Linked DNA regions of Homo sapiens: region 1 is linked to region 2. Evidence: chromatin contacts called from ENCODE Hi-C or POLR2A ChIA-PET data. All regions are on one chromosome and are shown on one strand. Each heading gives the region's core, a stretch centred on a gene start or an enhancer-like site at or near the end of the contact. The rest is flanking DNA. Distances are from core to core; before and after follow the strand shown. Region 1 overlaps CPMER (cytoplasmic mesoderm regulator). Region 2 has its middle 150 kb from the start of LINC02554.

Evidence for each region. Hi-C counts contacts between places; a loop is a spot of excess contacts on that map. ChIA-PET counts read pairs that join two places held with the same protein, here RNA polymerase II (POLR2A). Pooled maps may share reads with other maps.
Region 1: a loop to region 2 is called in a pooled map, with 2.0 times the contacts of the local background. The contact joins two enhancer-like sites. A Hi-C loop is called at or near these places in 3 of 50 pooled maps. POLR2A ChIA-PET finds 5 or more read pairs at or near these places in 4 of 52 experiments (H1, OCI-LY7, PC-9 and 1 more).

Annotation. Positions count from the first base shown.
Region 1 is chr22:27,683,032-27,688,335 of GRCh38, forward strand. The region is part of intron 4 of CPMER (cytoplasmic mesoderm regulator); the gene reads right to left. Among named protein-coding and RNA genes, the nearest start is that of CPMER, 29 kb to the right of the region's middle. Within about 2 kb of position 3,705, at least 17 of the 41 ENCODE cell types and tissues checked have a DNase peak (open chromatin) inside an H3K27ac peak, as active enhancers do; they include PC-9, where a contact is called at or near this core.
Region 2 is chr22:27,458,735-27,463,850 of GRCh38, forward strand. No RefSeq gene overlaps it. Among named protein-coding and RNA genes, the nearest start is that of LINC02554, 150 kb to the left of the region's middle. RefSeq lists an enhancer at 2,627-3,401. Within about 2 kb of position 1,962, at least 5 of the 41 ENCODE cell types and tissues checked have a DNase peak (open chromatin) inside an H3K27ac peak, as active enhancers do; they include PC-9, where a contact is called at or near this core.

The sequences.
Region 1 (5,304 bases), core at 2,455-4,954, 230 kb after region 2:
CGCTGCAACTTTTTCGCCAATCGACTGCCCTTCCTGGTACAATCAGCCGAGCATTGATTTTTTTTTCTTTCTCTCTCTTTTTTTAATGCTAAAGCATCATCCAAAAATATATCAATAGGAACAACATCTTTGAAGAAAATACCAGGAGGCCCAGGCTGCTTCTTCATTAACCCCAAAGCTGCCGGCCTGAGATGGGGCCCAGGAAGGGGCTGCTACTGGGAGACCCAACCTGAGGGACACACTTGTGACACTTCCTGGAATGCTGGGCTCTCTCAAGATGTGTGGATGTCAGCATCTTTTGTCCTTATGTTAGAATCCTTTAGAACTGGGGCCAGTGAGGTTATTTCATTGTAAATGAATTAACATTCGATAAGATTTAAAATTCAGTGCTTTGGCCAGGTGCAGTGGCTTATGCCGGTAATCCCAGCACTTTGGGAGGCCAAGGTGGGAGCAGGGCTTGAGCTCAATAGTTCGAGACCAGCCTGGGCAACACATTGAGACCCCATCTCTACAAAAAGAAAAAAAAATTTTTTTTTTTGAGACGGAGTTTTGCTCTTGTTGCCCAGGCTGGAATGCAATGGCGCAATCTTGGCTCACTGAAACCCCTGCCTCCCAGGTTCAGACGATTCTCCTGCCTCAGCCTCCCAGGTAGCTGGGATTACAGGCATGTGCCACCACACCTGGCTAATTTTGTATTTTTAGTAGAGATGAGGTTTCTCCATGTTGGTCAGGCTGATCTCGAACTCCTGACCTCAGGTGATCCACCCGCTTTGGCCTCCCAAAGTGCTGGGATTACAGCCGTGAGCCACCATGCCCAGCCAAATTTTTTTTTTAATTAAAAAGATTTTTAAAAATTAGCCAGGCATGCTGATTTGTGCCTATAGTCTCAGCTCCTCAGGAGGCAGAGGTGGGAGGATCGCCTGAGCCCAGGAGATTGAGGCTGCAGTGAGCCATGATTGTACCACTGCACTCTAGCCTGGATGACAGAGCAAGACCCTGTCTCAAAAATAAAAAGAATAAAAATAATAAAATAGGCCGGGCACAGTGGCTCACGCCTGTAATCTTAGTACTTTGGGAGGCTGAGGCGGGTGGATCACCTGAAGTCAGGAGTTCGAGACCAGCTTGGCCAACATCGTGAAACCCCACCTCTACTAAAAATACAAAATTAGCCGGGCGTGATGGTGCATGCCTGTAATCCCAGCTACTCCAAAGGCTGAAGCAGGAGAATCACTTAGAACCTGGGAGGTGGAGGTTGCAGTGAGCTGAGATTGCGCCGCTGCACTCCAGCCTGGGTGACAGAGTGAGACTCTGTCTCAAAAAATAATACTAATAAATAAAATTCCTCAGTCAAATGAGCCAAGTTTCAAATACTCCATGGCCGTGTGTGGCTCATGGCTCCCTCATTGGACACCGCAGGCCCAGAACAGCTCCACTGTCATAGAAAGTTCTAGAGAATAGGGCTGCCTCAGAACAGGGCTCAGCACACTTTTTCTGTAGAGCCAGTGTTCTGAAAATGCTTCATATCTTGATTTCAGTGATGGTTTCATGGGTGTAACATGTAATATTTGTGCTGTATATAAATTGTGTATATATATATTACTGTATATAAATTATGTCTCCATGAAAAGAAAAAATATCTTTAGAAATCTTAGATTGTCTTAGGGAGATACAATGCCTGGAAAGTTCGAATCCTGCAGGATCCCTGAGCGCATCCTTACCCCATGGGACCCTAATGGGGTTTCAGAGGCCTCCAAAGAGGGAGGATGCTGGGCAGGGGGCTCTCATTCATAAACCCCTTCCCCAGATTGGTATCCTTTATAAGAGTTCTAGGGGCCGAGAAAGAGTTTAGCAACAACAGCAATGGAAAGGTCAACTCTGTCTGTTTCCTGCTTTTAGGAATGTGAAAATTCTTGAGAAAAGTAGGAGGCAGAACCCGTGGGAAGAGGGTACACGACGGGGATGGGGTATGTGGGAATGAATGAGTGTGGCGGTCTCGCAACCCTAATTCCCACTTCAGTCAGGGAGGCTCCCATGGCCTGTATTTTGCACGTAGGGTTTCTGAGCAATAAGAATTCACTCATGGAAAGCTTCGGCTCCGTTTCAAAAGTGTACACACCACTGCCTTTTAGTCTTGGCTTTTAGCCCAAAACAAGCAGTACAGTGGACAGTTAAAGGCATCACGCTGTGGAGCCAGAAGGCCAGGTTCAAATCCCAGCCCCAGCTGTGTGAATTTGGGGAAATCTCTTCATTTCTCTGTGCCTCAGTTTTCTCCTCTGTAAAAATGGGGATAATGATAGGACCCAACTCGTGGGTTGTTATAAGAATAAGAAGCATTAACTCTTAGGAAGCACGCTGAACCAGATTGAGCATCTCCTGTTTGTTTGGGGTCTGTCTAGGATGATACCTTCATTCATTCCTTCAACAAGCTTGCGTGATGGAGACGCCAGGCCTTGGGAAAGAAGGCAGCCAGGCCAAGTCATGACAAACATCCCTCTTTCCCTACCCCAGGTCACACCTGTCTCTCACCTTCCGGCAACCCCACCTTCAAGTCCTTCCTGCTCCACCAGGCAGGTCCCTGGAGCTCGGCCTGACAAAGGCTGTTGGCTTATCAGGACACCCAGGCCACAATCCAGAACTGGCTCTGACCCAGGAGCCACCAGTGTCTGATGTCCCCATGTCAAAAAGAGAGGCCACACTGTCCCAGACCTGGACTGGCTGTCCTCAGTGCCCTGTTGCACAGAGCCCAGACTCCCTCTCCAAGAGGCGGGATCCTACTCCTTGACCCCCTACATCTGGCGGAGATCCCGCTCTGGGGCATACAGGCAACCTGAGGCTCTGTCCCCATAGATGTTCACCTGTTCATCCAACCTGGTGGCTTCTTGCCCCGGGAAGCCCTCACCTTCAGTTAGTCACTCACTTAACGACTATTTTTAGGACAACTACTTTGTGCTAAGCTGAGTCCCCGAGGCTGGAGACATAAGGAACAAGAGAGACACAGTCTGCCCTCATGTAGTTCACATCTAGTTGAAGAAACAAGCAATAAACAGGTAGAGATCATTTCACCTGGAGATCAGTTCAAAGAAGAAAATAACTCAACAGACTGGAAGCAGGTGTGGTCAGGGAAGACTTCCTGGAGGAGGTGACAATTACACAGAAACCTGATAGATAAGAAGGAGCTGGACACAGGAGGATATGGGTGAAGGGCATTTCAGGCAAAGGCAAAGGCAAAGCCATGTGCAAAGGCCAGGAGGTGGGAAAAAATTAGAGAAAGAGGAAAAAGGAGCAGAGTAAGCTAGGAAGCCAGTGGTCAGAGGTGAGAATGGCCAGTGCCCACCAAGCCTCAGCACACCTCTGTCCTGCTGGCTCAGTTGAAACCTTCCCTTGATCTAGAAATATACAGCTACCACTGATCACTGACAGAGCCTGGTGGCTACCGGAGCTGCAGAGGTCTATGCTCAAATCCAGCCTCAACCTCCTCCCAGCTGAGTAACCTCAGGCCAGGGCATGACCCTCCTGGGCCTCAGTTTTCTCCTTGGAGAATGGGGGCCTAGTGGGGTTGCTGCAAGTGTCAGGGAATGCATGTAATGGACTTAACTCAGTGCCTGGCACGCAGTGAACGATAGGCCGACGTTGGCCAAGCCAGAAAATCCGTCTGCCCTGACGTCAGGCAGGGCCTAATTATAGACGCCCAGAGGTCACTTTCAGCCTCTTGTGACTCAGAGGCAGTGCCAGGCAGCAGACAGTGGGAGGGACAAAGAATCAGGCCGGCTCGACCAATGCAGAGCCACAGGGGAGTGCCTCCGTTTCCCTGTCTATTAACCAGAGATATCAGTGGGACCTGCCTCCCAGGGCTATGAGAAGACTCCAAGTTGGGCCTAGTACTTCATAGGAGCTCTGTCAACCTCCACAGTCCACAACTGCACGCACAAATGGAAAAATCGTTGTAATTTAGATAAATTTTCCCTTGAGGCTTTCTTTCTTTTATTCAACAAATATATGCTGAGCCCTTTGGTGCATCTGGCTCTGTGTTAAATACAGTGTGTACAAAAAATGCCCGCGACAGCCACTGAGGGTTTACAGAGCCAATGAAGAGAGTCAGCAAGGTTACAGGGGCATATTTAATGTGCTCAAAGAACAAACTAGAGGTTCCAGAAAGAACCATTCTTCTTTGTTCTTCCACTGGTTTGCTTATTCAGCCTCACAGCAGCCAGGCCTTGTCCCACAGGCCTTGGTGTCTGAAAATTTGCTGGGGCAAGTGGAGAATCCTTTACCCCGTCCCTGCATGTGGGACCCTCTGGTGTGACCCTGGCCTCCAAGAGGACCGTGTTCACCTTGAGATCTGAGTTCAAGGCCTGGGTCTGCTCCTGCCTTGCTGTGAGAACTTAGGCAAGGCATGGAGCCATGCTGTGCCTCAGTTTCCTCACCTGTGCATGACATGAGTGATGGTAATAATGAAAATGCCCTGTTGGGGCTATTTAGGGGTTAGATGTGATCACAGGGACGGAGTGCTCTGTGTCCAGTGCTCCAACGGGAATCATTGCTCTGTGTCCGGCACTCCAACGGGAATCATTGCTCTGTGTCCAGTGCTCCAACGGGAATCATTGTCGTTACCCTCTGTCTAGGGCAGGGCCGTCCCATTTTTTGGCTCCCTGGGCCACATTAAAAGAAAAAAATTGTCTCGAGCCACACATAAAATACACTAACACTAATGATGGCTGATGAGCTAAAAAAAAAAATTTGCAAAAAAAAACTCATAATATTTTAAGAAAGTTTACAAATTTGTGTTGGGCCTCATTCAAAGCCATCCTGGGCTGCACGCGACCTGCAGGCACCAGGTTGGACTAACTTGGTCTAGGGAATGATGCAGCCTCCAGCACCAACATCGCCCCTGGCTCAAGGAAAGGAGACATACCCTGTACACACCCCCAGCTCCAACCCACTCTTGGGTCACTACCCAACTCTTGAGTCATTTCCAGGTCACCCCTTGGAAATGAGGGTGCTGGACTAAGTAGAGGTGACCACCACGGATTCTTGCTTTCCTTCCAGAGTTTTTCTTGGGCAGCAGTTGATCATGCATGGACTACATTTCCCAGGTTCCTTTGCATCTAGGTAGGGCCATGTGACTAACTCTGACCAAAAGACTGTGAGAAAAAGTGATGTGCATCACTTCAGGGCTGAAATGATTAACAAGCAGGTATGTCTCCTCGGTCTCTCTTTCCCCACCTGCCTGCTGAATGGAACAGAGTTCAAAGTAAGTGTTGAAAATGGTAGAGCCACAAGATAGAAGGAGCCTGAGTGCCTGAG
Region 2 (5,116 bases), core at 712-3,211:
ATGCCTGTCCAAGGTGGCGTGGGGACTCTGGGAAGGGCTGAGCCTGCAGGGAGGAATCATGCTAAAGCTTATCATTGTCAGAGTAGAGGTTCTGTTCATCTCACCCTGCTGTGGATTTGCACGTGGTACAGATGCAAACAGTGCCTCTGTGGGCATATACCCCAAACTTACCATCCCAGTGCATGCTGAATGCACATGACAGCAAGCACCTGCAACTCCCTACCAGCACTTTTGCTCAGATGATGTGCATGAGGGCAAGGTCAGAAGCACCAGGAGTTAATGCTCCAAAAGCACCCTTCCAGTGATGGACAGGAGTTGGAGGATAAATATCTCAGCTCCCTCGCTCCCTGGGTAGATAACTGAGGTGTGTGTTTTACACTGGTTCTCAGACTTCCCCAGTGGGATTGAGTTCCAGCTGCTCAACGTGATAACCTGCTCATTAGTGCACCCTGGATAGGCTCTTTCCCTTCTCTGTCTCACTCCCTTCCTTCCCCACCAGTGCTTCCTGGATTATCCCCCTAAAATGCCACTTGCCTTCACATCCCTGTCTTGGGGTCTGTTTTAGGGAAGCCCATATTTAGACAGCACACATCCTGGGTGCAGGACTGGCTTATGGCTGGCTCTCCAGCCATTTAAAAGCAGCTTATCGTTTTCAGTTTCCATGTAAACCATTTGTTCTGGAAGCCCTTCCTGCCTTGGCCAGGTCTCCCTGGCATTTGCTCTCAGGAACTCATGAAACTTCCTACTTAATTTTGCATGACTCCCTTGCACTGGACTTTGAGTCCATGTGGGCAGGGCTACCATTGTTGTGTCATCCCCCAAGCCCCCAGCACCTGACACAGGACCCAGGGTTGGTCTAGGAAATATTTGTTAACTAAGACATAAAATATTCTTGTGTTGAACTCTTCCTGGGCACCAGACCCCGCACCTATTTCCTGCTGACTTTTCAGACATCATTGCACCCACTTTACAGATGGGGAGGTAGAACTCACTTCCCCCAAGGTCACTGTATTCACTATCTATGCCAAGTAACAAATTACCTCAAAGCAGAGATGCTTGAAACAACAGCACGGGTATCTCATGATTTCTGTAGGTCAGCCATCGAGGTTTACCTGGCTCCTCTGTTTTAGGGTCTCTCAGAGTCTACCATTAAGGTCTGGGGCTGCAGTATCATCCTAATAGGCTTGGCTGGAACAGGACATGACTTAAACTCACTCACTTGCTTGCTGGCAGAATTCGATTTCTTGCAGATTGTAGGACTGAGGGTCCTGCAGGAACTGGGACAGTTCCTGGTCACACAGGCATCTCCAATGTAGCAGCTTCCTTCTTCCAAGTGTGCAGGTGACAGAGAGAGAGAGACAGAGGCAGAGACAGAGAGAACAAGAAGGAATTCATGGTCTTTTTTAGCTTAATCTCGGAATTAACATGTCAGCACTTATGCAGTATTCTATTCTTTAGGAGGAAGTCACCAGGTCCAGCTCACAGTTAAAGGGAGGGAATACCATGATGTGAATACCAGCACGTGGGACCATTGACAGCCACATCAGAACCTGCCTGCCACAATCATTACTAAGGATCTGAACCCAGGCAGTGTGGTCTTTCTCAACGCCACAGAGTCTCTCTGACATAAGGGAGTGTGGACAGACCTCAAGGGTTGAAGAGGGTACCCTACGCTGAAAGAGAACGAAAAAGCCATTTCCTACTACCTGAGCTTTCCTCATTGCATGGAAATAATGGAAAGGAAAGAACAGAAGATTTTTTAAAAAACGTAAAAAGAATATAGGAAGCTACCAGCTTTCTCCAAGCAGCCTCAAAGACTGAAAAAAGAAAGCAAAAAAAGAAAGAAAGAAAATAGAAAACTACCAACTCTTCCAAGAAGCCTCAAAGACCAAGCAAACTGGCAGCATCTCGGAGTCACTTGGGCTGCCAAGAGGCTGCGACTTTTGGATCTGGAGAGATCTAAATACCAATCAGCTGATCCGAGGAACATTTTCCTCATTTCTTCCAGCATCTGCAAGCTGCTTTCGGGCCAAGAATGCTTCAGTTGGAGAAAGGGCTGTGTAGATTTGCCAGTGGCTGGCTGTCCCTGCAACTCCAGGTCCATCCTTATCCCAGTCTTTGGGATGGCTGACTCTGTGCTCACAGCTTAGGGAACAGGGACACATTGAATAGAAGCAAGAGAAGCAGAGACCATTGTGTTCCCACAAGAATGAAACAATCCATTAACCCTTTTGTTCCTGAGGTCGCAGGGCCAGGATCAGAGTGACCATTGACATAAACCTATAGGTTTGCCACACTCTTCTTTGGGATTTGTAATTATGACTAAGGTCCACTTCCCCTCTCTGGACTTCTATTTTCTCATCTATAAAATGACATTGACTCATGTTGTACCACCAACCTTGGAAGGAAGTTCCTCTGTAAGCTTGACAAACTCCTACTCATTCCTCAAAACCCCAACCAAAATATCCTTTCCCCCGAACCCAGGTAGGAAGTATAATAGTAGTTCATTTGTCTTATGATTCTCATAGTAATAATAAAAGCTAATATTACTGGAATGCCTACTATGTGCCAGTCATTGTTCTAAGTGCCTTACATAATTTAAATAATTTGATCCTCACATTGACCCACGAGGCAGGTGTCGCCATTACCTCTATTTGCCGATGAGGACATTGAGACTCAGAGGTTAAGTGACTTGCCCAGGGTTACCCAGTTAGTAAGTGGCACCAACAGTATTTGAACCCTGCTCTGGCTCAAGTCTGGCTTAAAACCGGTCTGCCCTCAGCAATCAGGGTCCTGGCCACCTTGCCTGGGTGGTTGATATTTGGGGATGGGTGTACTCTGTAGGACTGTGAGCTCCTGGAGAATGAGGTTGGAATGCCTGCTATGCAGCAGGCATTGTTTAACTCTGAGTCTCTCCTCCCAGCCCTGGGAACCACGCTGACTCCCAGGGCTTCTGGTCTCATTTGTCACACTTGCCTCTTCCTCAAGCAGAGTCCTTGGAGGAGCTGGGGGAGGTGTGTCGTGATGTGAGCAGCTCTGAAACCTTAAGCCATTCCTCTGACCCATCAGTGCACAAGCCAGGACCCAGAACATTGAAGAGAAAGTTCACACTGGTGTGTACAGGGCCCAGAAGCTGATGGCCAAGATGGCTTCTTCTAATTGAGTGGGGATGTTGAGGCAGAGATGCAGGGGCAGAAAGCAGGGAGAAGGAGACACATTGAAGGAGACACACACAGGGACCAACACAAGACAGAAATGTTGAGAAAGACAGAGACGCAGAAGGAAGAGACAAATGTCACAGGAGAGACAGGGACAGAGACAAGGAGAAAGAGGGAGAGAGAGAGAGATATGCAGGTAGAAACCCACAGGTGGAAGAGGGAGAGAATGAGTTGGAAAGGGGAAGGGTATAGAGGGGACAGATGGAGAGGGCCATGCACAGGGACAAAGGACAGAAACAGAAAGAGGGAGAGAGACAGACAGGGAGACAGAGGGAAAGAAACCCAGGGGGACAGAGACGACCCAGAAGCCAAGACTGCAAGAGAGACGAGCTGGGCTCAGAGGCAGAGAGGATCCAGAGGACAGCCTGGCCAGGAGGGCCAGGGCACAGGGGACCGGGCTTGCGGACACCCCTCGTCACTGTTCCATCTCATCACCCTCGCTATTGATTCCTGAACAAACACTGGCTTTGTTGGCCAAACAAAACCAGGCTGAGTCTGGGCTGGGATCTCTTTTGTGTGGCAACTGTTGCCATGTGGAAAGAAAACCAGATCTAAATGATTCCACGTTTTTCCCTGTTCCTCCTGGTTCCTGGTCTTGGCAGGCAGGAGCTGGGGAGGAGGTGAGATGTGCAGCCCCTGCGCAGGAGGGGGCAGGAAGGTAAGGGTGCAGAACTCCTGCTTCTGGAAAAATAAAATGTTCCTCTAGCTCTTCTTCTTTTCTTTCTTTCTTTTCTTTTTTTTTTAATCACAGCCAAGCCCATCACACATCCAAGAGATTTTTTTTTTTTAGGGAAAACAAATCTTTTGAGACAGAGGTGACTCCGGCAGTGATAAGTGAGGAGGTTCACCTGCAAGAGTGTTATCAGCGCTCCATGGCTGCCCAGACCGCAGATTTCTCATTTTGATGAGGATCCGGCGGAATTGGATGCACCCCGGTGGTGCTCCTCTGATGAGCTTCCATGTGCAGGGACGGCAAGGGCGACTGCTGGGCCTCGTCGTCAGAGGTTGAGGGGTTTCCAGGGAGGCTGGGGGAGGCTGCAAGAAGCCTTAGGGGCTGTGCCAACTCCTTGGGGAACCCAGAGCCCCCAATTTCACCAGGCACATCCAGCAGAGGCTGAGGCAGGGAGGGTGAAGCAAGACCCAGGAAGGGGAGGGATTTCCAGAGTGACTTTCTCTTGCACCTTTTTATTTCTGTCACTTCTTCCCCAGCCTGTCCTCCATCTCCCGTGCTCAGTGTTAGAAAAGGGACCTTCCTGGTTGAGGAAGACATAGATGCCTACTGAGTCAGCTCCGCGACCAGGGCTGTGAACCCAGCCCTTTTTCTGGGCCAAGTGGCCTCAAATCCGTCTTCTTGTTTCATTCTTTCAACATCGCTTCAGGGGTTGGCAAACTCATGCTGTAAAGGGCCAGATAGTAAATATGTTCAGCTTTACATGCCACACGGCCTCTGTCACAACTGCCCAACTCTCTCACTGTAACACGAAAAACGTCGCAGACAATATGTAAATAAGCGTGTGGCCATGTTCCAATAGAACTTGATGTACAAAAGAAGATGGCAGGCCCACGGGCTGAAGTTTGCCAACCACTGATCTAGGCTAAGCCTCAACTACTCAAGATGCGGTCCCCAAACTTGGAGCCTCGGTGTCCCCAGGCACTTGTTTGAAATGCAGAACCCCAGGCACTGCCCCAGACCTACTGTGTCAGAGCTAGCATTTAACAAATTCCCCAGCAATCGGCGTGTGTGCCTGTCTGAGAAGTCCTGGTCTGTGTAAATGGAAAGCTTGCTGTCTTTTGCATATAAGGCACCATGTCCATCTGCCAAACGAGGAAACAAGCTCATAGAGAGGTCAGTTGCCCAAGGTCATGGGCCAGGAGCAGCAGAGCCAGGGTTTGTGCCC